3 separate regions of the Homo sapiens genome follow, and regions 1 and 2 are each linked to region 3. The links are chromatin contacts, found by Hi-C or POLR2A ChIA-PET in ENCODE. All regions are on one chromosome and are shown on one strand. The core of a region is the stretch at or near the end of the contact, and the rest is flanking DNA. Distances in the headings are between cores, read along the strand shown. Region 1 has its middle 42 kb from the start of LL22NC03-102D1.18. Region 2 has its middle 34 kb from the start of MIR650. Region 3 has its middle 41 kb from the start of IGLL5.

Region 1 (4,465 bases), core at 607-3,106, 180 kb before region 3:
TCTTTGGGCTCTGGGCTGCTTTCTGAGGAGCTCACTAAGAAACCCTTGATGCCAGGCCCAGGACCTGCGCCTCTGCTGCATGTCCCAGGGCTGCAGGTGTGAAGGGAGGGTCCTGCTGGGTGAGGGTGATGCCCTTTTCCAGGAGAGATGTCTGATTCCAGTCTCTAGGGCCACATTTATTGGGCTTTCTTTTCTCACTAGGATGTCTCAGTCTTTTTATTTCCTTCTTTAAAAGTACAACTGGTTTAGGGTGACCTGCTCGGGTCCCCTTCCACATTGTAGAAGCTTTGTTATTTCACTCTTCACAAAAAATCTCGCTGCTGCTCACTCTTTGGGTCCATGCCACCTTAAAAAAAAAGTACAACTGGTTTAATCATGAAATCATGTGTACACACTGAAGTTTACAGATTATTGCCATCAGCATATATATATATATATATATATATATATATATATATACTGTTTCTGGTTGGGACAACTGTGGACAAGGCCATACTGGGGTCTCTGTCTCTCTCGTTATCACAAGTGAGGATACTAACAGCTCTCTTTTATGCAGACTGTGGTCATGTTTCCCAGTTGCACACGAATGTCTCTTATGGTTGTTTAGTTTCCTTACCAGCCAAGACCCTTAAGTTTTCATGCAGACAATTGGATGTTATTTCTCTCTGACCCAACATTTTTCAAACAGTATTCCTTGGAACCCAACAAAAGTTCCACAAGAAAAGCTCAAGTCTCTGGTGCACAGTTGGACCAGGTTCATTGTGTGCAGTAGGACCTTGCTCAAGTGATGGGTCCATTTGATATTTTCACTATCAAGGGGAAGGGTGTTACGACTTTTGGGCACTGAGTTGATAGAGGGAAGATAGCAGCTGATGATGGCCCTACCCACCAATGTGTGTGTGGGCAGTACCTATTGATGGATTTAGAAGTTGAGGGAACTGTTTATTCTGCAGATGGAATTTCCAGTACTGAATCTCCAGCACCCAGCCACTAGCATTCAGCAGGTGCTCTGTAAGAAGACCTTCACTGCCAATCACAGCCATTACACAGGTGAAGGAGAGGATGACTTTTAACAGCCACTGACTCACAGTAAACTGAGGTAGAAATTCAGCTTCACAAAGTGACTTTGAGGGAACAGACTGAGGAAGCAGGTTAATTATTCGCTGAAGGCTTTGCCCAGAGCAGGAACAATACAGGGTTGATGAGGACGTAGGGATGCCCTGGTGTGGAAGGAACAAGGCCTGAACCAGGAGCAGGAAGAAGCATGGGAAAGACCACGCTGCCACATGTGATGAGTCAGCACATGGAAGGCACAGCAAATGTTGCGCAAAGGTTTTTGTGTAATAACCTGGCAAACAGCTGCTTCTCTATCCAGATTCATGAGCCAAAAAATGTTACTGATGCATTGCTGTCACATGTTAAAATGCTGGGAAGCATGGTGACATTCAAGGAAACCTGTTCTCTGCAAACACCTACCCACCGGCACAGGAGACACCCCAGCTATGCCAAGGGCTTTGTCTTCCTCTGGAGTAAGAGCCTGGGAACAATCAGGTGGCCCCTGAAAGGGGTGCCGCGTCTTCTGCTCTGCATGGCTGAGTTAATTGGGGAACTCCCAGAGAACATTCCAGAAAACAGTCAACCTGTCTGTGCTGGGTGCATTGAGCATGACCCAGGATCAATGGAAGAGACAGAAGCTTAATTTCCTTATGGCTGCAAGGTGAGCACTGGGAGGACGGCTGAGGCAGGTTAGCCACCGCCCCTGAGTGGCTTCAGCCCCAGGCAAACAGGGACAGGTGAAGGGCCTATCTGAGCGCACCTGTATCTAACCAGTCCCAGCATCAGCAACTGCATCCTGTGGACCACGAGGGGGTGTGTGTGCCCAGCCCCTCACAGATCACCTGAGCATAAACAGGAAATTCTCCACCTTACACCCGACTGCACAACACATCTGCCTCCAGCTCTTCATTTACAAGGTGATATCACATCAGACAGGGACTGATCTGGGTCCCAGATCCCTCAGGTTTCCGCTATCCTTTCCAGTCCCCACACAGAGCAGACTCTTCACTGCAGGGTGTTGAGCCAGCTCTTCCCCTCACAATGCCTGTTACAGGTTTACAAGTTACTGTTCTCCAATATGATTGGGGTTTGTTTCACTGTTTCTCTATATATATATATTTGCATTTTCTTGGGTAAGCTGAGCCCCTTGTACCTGGTCTTGAGTCAGGCAGGGGCCACACAGAGAAGAGGACTTCCTCCCCTGGCACCAGCCGTCCACAGATCAGGGCATCAAGGACCTGAGCAGCAGGTTCTGAATCCACACCTAGACCCCGGAAGTCCCTGAGCTCCCAGCCGACAGTGTGGAGCAGCCACCAGGGGGAAGCAGAGAATCAACTGGCAAAGCGACCTGGGGATGGGGCAGGCCTGGGTGATAGGGAGATGCTGACATGCAGTAAGAGCCAGTGACCACCACCTCAGATTTAGAGGGAAAGGGTCTTTATTGTCCTAGAGTATTGTCCTTGACACTGATGTAAAAATTCTAGAATCACATTTTGTCTTCAGCTCTTTTGCATGCTGACTCTTTGTCTGACACAGATCCAGGCACTTGACTTCTCACAACGCCCCCTCCTCCACACCCAGTTGTGCTAAAACTGCATCCCCCTCATGTGCAGTGTCCTCTCTGAGGTCACAGGTATCCCCCTACTCCCATTTGATCTGGGAACCCCTGTCCTGCAGACATAGTGGCTGGCTTCTAACTTCCTAGCTGCCCCTCCACATCCACCGTCCCTGGTCTTTCCCGACTCTCTCCTGGGGAAGCTGCCAAATCACAGCTCTTGATTTCCTGGTGAGTCACAAAATAGTTGCTCATTAACCTTTAGTTGACTTAAGTTCTTATCCATTGATACATTTTCCCCAGCAACTGGAGACATCATATTTATAATAAACATTCACTTCTGGGGATCTTGGAGTTTGCAGCCCCCTCTCATTCTCTCATGGAGCAAACATTTCCTTCACCTCCTCATCTGTCCCTGGTCCTGACAGCATCCTGGAGATACTGAGGCACAGCAGCAATGACCTACCTAGAAGCTCACAGCCAAGGCAGAAACTTCCAGCATCTCATGGATCTTCCAACACTCTGTGCGCACTTGGCAAATAAGGAATTTCATTGACCTCTATCACTCAGAGGTTGTGGGCTGTGGTGGGACCCGCACCTGTCCAAGGTGTGCATTATCACCTGTACAGTGGAGACGAAGAGGGAACTTGCATTGGGTTCTGGAAAGTACTGTCTAAAAATAGATTTAGACCTACACCAGAAATGTCCTCTCTAACATAAAATATTTATGATAGGACACATTAGAGGCCTAGACCAAAATGAAATACCTCCCTCCAGAGCCAAGATAGAATGGAGGAGGGGACTGGGGACCCCAGATAATTCCACAGTTACCAGCATGACTCTATGGTCACCTCCCAGACCAGGTCAAAACCCATCCCATAGGAGGGACTTCATATTCCTTTGTAAATACAGACAAAGTCACCTCTGAGCTCTGCTGTGACCAAGGGAGCCCAGGAGTGAGGCTGAGCACAGTGTGATGTGGGGATGTGTGCAGAGAATATGGAATCAATTCATAAAGGAGATCCTGTGGGCAAAGGGTGGGAGGGCAAGGTCACCCCTAACCTCTTTGGGTCCCTTGGGGCTGTGCCCTTCTCGAAATCACAAGGCTCCTCCAGCAGCAGCCCCTGACTCTGCTGATTGGCATCATGGACCCTTCTCTCCAACAAGGGGTTGAGAGACCTGGGAGGAGCCTGCCCAGCCTCAGACTTGAGAAGCAGCATTGGAGGCACTTCAGCCATGGCCTGGCCCCTCTTTTCCTTGGTCTCCTGACTCACTGCACAGGTGCTGCCCCCAGGGTCTCACCCACCTGCCCAGCCCCAGGCCTCCAGGTTCAGCCTGGCCGTCAGTCTGAGCTCAGCAGGGCCCTGTGTGTGGTGGGCAGGATGCTCGTGACCCTGCTGCAGGGGGAGGGGCTGGTTGGGGTGAAATGCCCCCACTCTGTGCTCCTGTGCTCATAGGTGCCCTGAGAGCTCTTTTATTCCTGGGGCTCACTCCAGCCCTGGCAAGTAGCCAGATATCCTTGGGTTGAGACCCTCAGTTTCAAGTTTTTTCTGTCCCCTTTTCTTTCCTTGTAGGCTCTGTCACCTATGAGCTGACACAGTCACCCTCAGCGTCAGTGGCCCCAGGACAGATGACCAGGATCACCTGTGGGGAAAGCAGTATTGGAAGTAAAAGTGCTCAATGGTACCAGCAGAAGCCAGCCAGGCCCGTGTGTGGGTCATCTATGGGGATAGCGGGCGGCCTTCAGGGATCTCTGAGAGATTCTCTGGCTCCAACTTGGGGAACGTGGCCACCCTGACCATCAACAGGACCCAGGGTGGGGACAAGGCTATTACTGTAAGATGTGGGACATTA
Region 2 (4,254 bases), core at 717-3,216, 140 kb before region 3:
TGTGCCTGTGCCTCGATGAACTCCAGAGGCTCCAGCTGGACAAGAACAATGTGCAGATGTGGCCGCGATGGGATCACCGGTGGGGCCTGGCCTGGTAGGGCCTGCCCTGGGCTGCCCTGTGGTACTTGGGGGCGCCTTTGCCCAAATGGCCAGAGGCGCCTGGAGTGAGAGATGAGTGAGGTATTGCCCCTCACAAGAGGGCATTAGCTGCGGGGATCCGCCCACAGACCCTGACCCAAATGACGGATGAATAAAACGTACACTGACACAGAGTTATTCTGCTTTGCCAGTCCTGCTGAGTGTCCCACTGCCTGCACACCAAGAGAGGTTTGTCACTGCAGCTGGCCGTGAATAGCTCGCACTGCAGGCATTTATTTAGTATAGAATTTACAACGGAAGCTTTGAGTAAATACTCTTGTGGATAATTAACATGGTTAAGAGAGTAGTTCTACCAATGATTAAAGCTCAGGTACCATGGTTTAAAGTAAATACCACTGGGGGCAATTTCCCGGGTCTACCTCCCCCCTCCTCCCCAAGAGGACTATCTGGCTCAAAGGCTAGTTAATGGAAGTAGGGTAAACAGACTTAACTGGGGAAGCCTCTATTGTCCCTAACATTTACCCTATGAGCTAATGCTCTAAGATAAGAAGCAGCTGCCTTCAGCCTGTTCAATTATTACAAGCTATGTAACCTTTCCGCCTTCCAAAAGGTTTGTGACTATTCCCTGTAACTTTCCCTAATATTTCCCTTTAATATTTCTGCCACCATCCTGAGTGAATCCCAATAGATGAGCCTGCGTCAGCATTGTGGGAAAAGGCTCTCGCTCTGGGCCCTCCTGAAGCAGGAGACTCGAGATGTGGGAATGCAGCATGAGAACATCTTGCTCTCCTGAGCATCTCCCACCAAGGGAGCTGGCTGCGGGTCTGTCCCTAGGATGTGGGTGCCTGATTACCAGAGTTCTAAGTTCTGTTAGAGTCCATCACCAAGGAAGTGAAGTCACTTCTTTAAGGTTCCGTACCCTCGGCTCCTTCCTTCAAAACCTACTCAGAACCCCCTGGGCTGCTGGCTGCTCACCCTCCCCCCAGGTCAGCTCCTTACCTGTACACAGGTAAGTCCACCCAGTGTCTGCTTGTACACCTGTGCCTGATGTGCACCTGGGGCCTGGGAATCCACTTAGGGCCTGTGATCCAACAGGGGCCTAATGTTGATTAAAACTAATTTTGATTATTCCTATGGAGAAGGAAAGGCCTTCTAGCAATAAGAAGCAGAGTTCCAAATCAAATACGTAAAAATGATCAAAACCTTGTAAAAGAAAAGTATCTTAATTTTAATCACTGAAATGTTAACTTTTTGATAAATATTTAAGGTTATAATGAAAAATAAAACAATACTAATAAAATAACAGTTGCAGGAAATGCTATTGAGTTTCTTGTTTGTGGTTTGAACACTGAAAGGTCCCACCTAGTTATGGTCATAATTTCCTACCTTAATCTTCTTGTTCTTATGAGTAATAGAAAAAAACACAATGACGATGAATGTGATGATGGTTCAAATACACAACTGAAGTTTAGTGGCAGAAACATCAGGTGCTCCCAATTACAGTGCAGCTGTTCTTACTGAGGTGAGAAAAAAAATCTTGTTTTCAATACACACGGGAAGCAGGAGTGCACGCGGATATGACCGCATTTCTCTGAACTTATGTTTTTCACAGAAGAGCTACAGTTTATCCTGCATTCTCCGTTCTGTGATCAAAAACCATGGAACAGAGAAGAGCATTTCAACCTGAGACTCAATTATAAGAATTGCGTCTGCCCCACCTCCCTGCAACCATATATGCCACCTCTCTGTGCTGAGCCTGAGGGGTTCACATATGGCACAGACTGAGGCTGGACTCAACAGTCCTTACCCTCGCAGGTGACAGGCGTTCTGGGGTCACTTGGAGGAGGGAAGCTCCTGGGCTCTGTCTTCTCCACCAGCAGGGGGCAGCACAGCTGCAGACAGAAGAGAGGCTGAGGCTGCCCAGAAGGAGCCTAAGAGGGAGGCCAGCCATGAAGGCTCAAAAGGTGTCCAAGGATCAGTCCTCAATTTGGAAGTCCAGTAAAGTGCATCCTATCCCCTCGGGCTGCAGTAACTCCGTCCTGACTGTAAGACTCATGCAGCGTCACTCAGGGCACTGACAGGAGCCCAGGGACAGTGAGAGCCTCACCTGGGAAATGCAGCTGGAGGCGCCTGGGCCCCGGTGTCAGCCTGGGGAGCTTCCACAGGGCTGGGATTCCCTGGGAGACGCCCCGAGGTCAAGGTGCTCTAGGAGGGGGCCACAGTGTGAGAGGACAGGGTTTCCAGGGCCCAAGCCCTTCACCTAGTATTGCTGCCTGAGCCTCCTGCCACTCTCATGGTCTTGTCCCTCTCTGATCAGCAGCATTCTGGGGAGCTGAGCCCTCAGTCCTGGGCACTTCCAGAGACCTCCCCCCGCCACCCCTTCTCCCTCTGCCTTTCCTTCCAGCTCCAGGCATACTGTGACTCAGGGGGCAGCTCCTGTGCTCAGGGGAGTCTCACGTGGGTGGGGTGGTGCACTCAGGACCCTGGCTCCAGGATGTGGCATTTCCAGCCTCCTTGAGGAGATGCTCTCCACAGGGAAGGGGATTCTCACCTGCCTCAGGCCAGAGCTCTGGCCACGAGGCTGTCCTTGGCTCAGGGACAGGATACACCTCATTGCAGGAACCAAGGACCACCCACCCTGCAGACCCCACACCCTGTCCAAAGGCTGTGTCCCTGGGATGCTTACAGCGACCATGGGGCTTAAAGTTGAATTTCCCATCAATATTTCATGTAAACTTGCAAAAAGCACAAGAAAACCACACTGGGCTGAGAACTCTGGTGCTATTTTGCTGCTTTTTACAAGTTTACATAAAATATTGATTGGAAAAATAAACAATGGCAGAGCTGAGGATGGCAATGGCTGGTCTACTGTGGGGATGGGGATGGCCTAGAAGTATCAGCCCCATGGGTGAAATGAGACCAGACGTCCTGATGACTCCACATGGGTGAGTGGTTCCTTAAATGACTCAACTATTCTCACTGAAATAGTTAACTAGTGTCCTAATGACACAATCCATCATTTAGATGAAATGACCAGGATGGGACATTTCCTCCAGCCAGGAAGACTGTGGACAAATTCATGAACTGGGCTGGCCCAGTTCACCTGGGTCTGAGACCCCCTGGATCTGAGTCCCTCCAGCCCTCCAGGCAGGCTCTGAAGAGGGGGCGTCAAGAGTGGATTTAGACTTAGGTGACCAGGATGTATTGGGGTTTGAGGACTCAGCTGTGACTTAGGGAAATGGGGCCTGATTGAATCATCAGACTGAGGTAGACATCCATCAGCTGGGCTCTGGATTTCCATTGGTCATGACAAGCCAGTCCTTGGCCTGAATATCCTGGATCAGTCCCCAGAACTGCCCAGCTCAGGCTCAAGTCATTCTCTACAGAAAAACCAGTGGAGTGGACACTGTAGGATCTGCCCAGATTCTTTCTTCTGAGCTCACCCACCCAGCACTGCTGGGAGCTTGTGGCAGCTGAGAGCTGTGCCTTTCCTGGGAAGTGTGGCTCAGCGCAGAAAACTGCCTCCTCCAGGTTTATGCCCTTCCTCAGCAAGATTAGGTTTCATGACTGCCTGAGGCCAAGTTCTCAAGACTCTGCCTCAATATAGGAGGAAATGAAAATCCTCCCAGCTCCACAGCTCCCTGTAGGAAAGACTGAGACCTCAATGTGCGTCAGGGTCTCTTTCCGCCCAGTGTTGCCTCCCTCACATCCTCTGTGCATGAATTCCTCATCTCAGAGTCTGCTTCCAGGGAACCCAAATTAAGATCACCAGCCATCCCCAACATGGGCCATGCGGAACCTCAGGAGGCCACTGCACACTGGAAAGCGCCCATTTATTCCTAAATTAGCACTGTGAGTATCCAAATGCCCAATGAGATCTGAGTGTTTCTTGCATTTGTATGGAATGGAAAGGGAGCCTGACTTGCCAGGTGCTCTGGGTCTGAGGGAGAGTTGGAGTCAGATCTCCCTGCAGGGAAACCCGGGACAGGAGGAGAAGCCTCACCCCATGCAGGGACCACAGATGCACCCACAGGGTGAGCTGCAGGATGGACACTGCCCACAGGGTGAGCTGCAGGATGGACACTGCCCACCTCCACCCTCCATGCCCTGTAGAAAAAATCATTCTTTCCACCCCTCCTTCAGCCTATCAAAGTT
Region 3 (4,025 bases), core at 880-3,379:
ATGCTGGGGCTGGAGCAGTGACCAGCCCATGGTGACCCCGGCCCCATCCAGGTACTAGGCCACTGGCCACCAATCAACTATGGTTTCCCAAGCACCCATATGTGCCCAGCCTGGGCTTGGGACCCAGACCTAGTCCTGCCTGGCCCACTGCAGCAGTAATGGTGGGCTCTTCCTGGAGAGAACCTGGACCACAGTCTCTCTGCCTCAACATCTCAGTATGAAGGGCCAGAGACCCTCCTGATGGTCACCTTAGGAGCACAAATGTGGTCCTGCCAGGAAGAAGTAATAAAATGTGAATGCTGCCTTCCTCTGGCTGCCCCTCCCTCTCTCCTGCCTTTTACAAGTGGTAATCAAGGGCTCCTGGCCTCCACGGTCCCCTCCCTTCCTGCCTCAAGCCCAGCAGTCTCACCACCACCCCATCACAGCCCCAGTGGCCTGCACGTGGCTCAATCCAATGGTCCCCTCACTGTCCTCCTTCTGTTGACCTCAGGATGGGCTTGGCAACTCACATCATTCTCGTCATCTTGAAGCCCCTCACCCACCCACCCCCACCCCCACCCCCCGCCAAGGTCCTCTCTTCTATGGTCCCCTCCCACTTTGTTCTGCTGCTGCCCCATCAGGGCCACCGGCAGCTAGCACCCTTGGTGACTCTTTCTTTCACTGTGTGATTCATGAACTACCGGAATGTAAAAGGGTTCCTTGCTCCTTCCCCGGCCCCAGCCCTCAGCCCAGTGGTGCCTCAGGCTTGATGGCTGCCCAGGGCTGCTGACCACGCTCTCCTGGTGCCGCCCTGCCCAGCACCGATCTGGGACACCACGGGAGCCTGGAAGCAGGGGCTGCACCCCTCACGTCCTCCGATGTTCAGCCAGGTGCTGGGCTGGGTATCACTGAGCCCCTCGATGGCCACTGCTCGACAGTGGAACTGCTCCCGGCTCTGCTGAAGATGCTACCTCACCTGCCACCTGGCCCAGGGCCACTTCCAGGGAAACCCTGCACTGGCGTCTGTCCTCTCTATGTCATGGGATCCCAAACCACCCCAGGAGGCACGTGTCCATGTCCCGCACACCTTACAGATGAGGAGACGGAGATTCGGAGACCAGCAGCCTGCCCGAGTCCCACAGCTGCCCAGGGCTGCACAGATGGTGGGCACTGGGACTCTGATCCAAGGTCAACCCAGAGCCAGCCCCTTCCCTAAGGCGTGCAGAGGAGGCTGAGCCTGCCCAGGTCCTGCAGGTGTTCAGGGCAGCACAGTGGTTGCCCAGGCCCCTGACCTAGGCCACCCTTCCATCCTGAGGCCGTGCCTGGGCAAGGCCAAGAGATGGTGCTGAGTGCATGAACCCCCTTGTGGCTCTGTGGGATGGGCAGACCTGGGCTCCTCATTCTCTGTTGACTCAGTGGGTGAAAGAGGCAGGCAGGAGGGCAGCCATGGGGGTGCCCTCTGAGTCTACAAAGCAGAGCCAGGACAGGTGTTCATGTGCCCATTTCACAGATGAGAGGACTGAGGCTCCGATGGGAGGGGTGATGACCCACCTAGGGTCACACAGTAGGTTACCGGCTGACCCATGCCCGCCTCTTTTCATGACTCCTCGGCCCTAAGGGCTTTTCATTCATTCATTCATCCATTCATTTGTTCAGACTCACTCATTCATTCATTCAACAAACTCTCAGCTGTGGGCCAGGGGCTGGTGTATGCAGCCCAGGACCACCTGCCCTAGAGGAGCTCACAAGCTTGGAGAACGACATGGAGACACCACTGCCCCCACCCTGTCAAGTCTCCAAGGTTGGCACTCTGCCCAGGGAGTGTCTGGGGCAGCAGGAGCATCTCCCCACACTCAGGAAAAGATTTAACTGAAAGAACCATCTGAGAGAGCCCCAGCTGTGATCCTTGGGCCACAGTGGGAACATCACAGTCCCTCACTGACCCTCACAGTGACCCTGAGGCCTAAAGCTGCCATTGCCCACCTCACAGAGGGGACGTGAACCATGATGGATGCACCAGCGCTGCCCAGGCTCCACCCAGTTCAGGAGTAGCCGAGTTGGGCCTTAGCCCACGCCTGTCTTCACATGCCACTGTGTCTAGCTCAGACCGGGGCCAGCCCCTCACGAGTGATGGCCTCATGACACCGAAGGAGGGTTGGTCTGTGCTGGGGGAACCCCTCAAGGTATAGGGAAGAGTGTCACAGTGGGGGATGGGGTGAGAGGAACTCGTCCTGGCCCTGGCCCTGCTTAGCTGCAGCCTGGGCTGAGGGAGGTGTTCTGAGTCAGATCAGGGAGGGGCCCTGTGGCTTCCTCTACAGCAAAGCCAGAGCCCAGAATAGCCTGGGAGGGGGTGCAGGGGCCCTGCTGGAGGAGAGGGGGGTGGCTGCTCAGGGCCCTGCGGGAGGAAAGGACTGGGAGCTACTATGAACTGAGTGGGTGACTCTCCCATCAGGCCCAGCCTCCTGTGGGGCCTGCAAAGCCACCAAGAGAGTGTCCCCAGCCAGGCCTGGACAAAGGCACCATTACCCTTCAACCCCCATATTCACTGAATCCAGGGGCAAGAAGGGGGACATCGACACTCACCTGGGAACAAGCAAACCAGCTCAGATGCCCCATAACGAGGCCACCAGATCCCAGGCAAGCCCCCATTCCTCAACACAAAGGTCCAAAATCAAGTTTCCAGCCAACTAGAACATGCGAATTTTGGGGACATAGAGGAAATAATCACCATCCACTCGCAATGCCCACTGCTAATGACACAGCACAATGCTGAGGATGTTGCTCCTCCCTCCCGACATGTCATCCTCTTCTCCAGAGTCTCTGTCACACCAGGGCCAGGTTCTGGATTCCCCACCCACCCCGCCTGCAGGACACGAGTCCTTGATGTTGACCCCACACCCTGGGCTCCATCCCTGACCTAAGGACCAGCTTCTACGGCCCTGAAAGAGTCGTGTGTCATGACTTGACACTGGTCCTCTTCCCTGTGCTGAATGAGACGTGAAGGAAAAATGACCCCAAATCTGCCCAGGATCCCCTGCGCCACACGTGAGATGCTCCAGTTCCCTCGGGGATTCAGAAGCATCCCTAGCTGGCATCAACGGAGGCCGGGAAGACTAGGTCTTTTCCCAAAATGCTTAGTTATGCAAACACCTCAAAAGGCACCCGTACCTCTTGTAACAACCCAAGCGTGAGGACTCCCTCTTTCTGGGGTGATCTGGGGAAACTGCTCTCCTACATGGTCATCTTGAGGATTGCAGATGGGCCACGGAAATGTCAACACAGTGACATCAGCAGGGGCAGTAGGGTCAGGATCAGGGTCAGTCTTTGTCACTTGGTCACTTGGGACCACATCAAACCTGACCCTGTTTGGCCAGTAATTTCACAAGGGTGGTCTCCCCAGGAAACACGTGGGCTGGGCAAGGTCTGAGGGGAGGGGGATGACCTGCATCCTGCATTTTCCAGGACATTCCCAGTTTGTGCCACTGACTCTGGAAGCTGAGGTGGATGCTAGAGCAGTGTCCAGCCCCTGGTGACCCTTAGCCCCATCCAGGTCCCCAGACCACTGGCCACCAATCAGCTGCAGTTTCCCAGGTGCCTATGTGTACCCAGCCTCAGCTCGGGACCCAGGCCTGGCCGTGCCTGGCCCATTGTAGCAGTAATGGTGGGCTCTGCCCAGAGACCCAGGCCTGGGCTGCCTCCAGGACCCCCACCCACATCTATCAGAGAGACTCGTGAAGTTATTAATAGTGCCCCTTCCACTCCCAGGAACATCCCAGTTTAAACAACAAATTTTGGTTGCCCAAGCTCAGAGTAACTGTTTGCTAAATGACTGAATGACGTTCTTCATAATGGCTAATAATGAGGGGGAGGAAGCCAAGCCCAGCCACCTAGCACTATGGTAAGCAGTGCTGGACATTACAATGGGGGCCAGGGGCCAGGAGAGCCTCACTAGGGGCCACATCCAGGCAGTCACCATGACATTCCTGGTCCCCTGCCTGGAGCCCCTAGAAATGAGCTCACTCAGGCCCAGCTCACAACACAACCAG

What was found. A loop is a pair of places that touch in the nucleus more often than their neighbours do. ChIA-PET counts read pairs that join two places held with the same protein, here RNA polymerase II (POLR2A). Pooled maps may share reads with other maps.
Region 1: a loop to region 3 is called in a pooled map, with 1.9 times the contacts of the local background. The contact joins two enhancer-like sites. A Hi-C loop is called at or near these places in 3 of 37 single-sample maps with no recorded cell type and 1 of 50 pooled maps. POLR2A ChIA-PET finds 5 or more read pairs at or near these places in 1 of 52 experiments (activated B cell).
Region 2: a pooled map shows a loop between it and region 3 (2.0-fold over the local background). The contact joins two enhancer-like sites. A Hi-C loop is called at or near these places in 6 of 37 single-sample maps with no recorded cell type and 2 of 50 pooled maps. POLR2A ChIA-PET finds 5 or more read pairs at or near these places in 3 of 52 experiments (A673, K562 and activated CD4-positive, alpha-beta T cell).

The regions. Positions count from the first base shown.
Region 1 is chr22:22,751,360-22,755,824 of GRCh38, forward strand. It overlaps IGL and the pseudogene IGLV3-15. Among named protein-coding and RNA genes, the nearest start is that of LL22NC03-102D1.18, 42 kb to the left of the region's middle. Within about 2 kb of position 1,857, at least 6 of the 41 ENCODE cell types and tissues checked have a DNase peak (open chromatin) inside an H3K27ac peak, as active enhancers do.
Region 2 is chr22:22,786,390-22,790,643 of GRCh38, forward strand. It overlaps IGL. Among named protein-coding and RNA genes, the nearest start is that of MIR650, 34 kb to the right of the region's middle. Within about 2 kb of position 1,967, at least 4 of the 41 ENCODE cell types and tissues checked have a DNase peak (open chromatin) inside an H3K27ac peak, as active enhancers do.
Region 3 is chr22:22,926,687-22,930,711 of GRCh38, forward strand. No RefSeq gene overlaps it. Among named protein-coding and RNA genes, the nearest start is that of IGLL5, 41 kb to the left of the region's middle. RefSeq lists enhancers at 1,819-1,868, 2,219-2,348, 2,599-2,658. Within about 2 kb of position 2,130, at least 7 of the 41 ENCODE cell types and tissues checked have a DNase peak (open chromatin) inside an H3K27ac peak, as active enhancers do.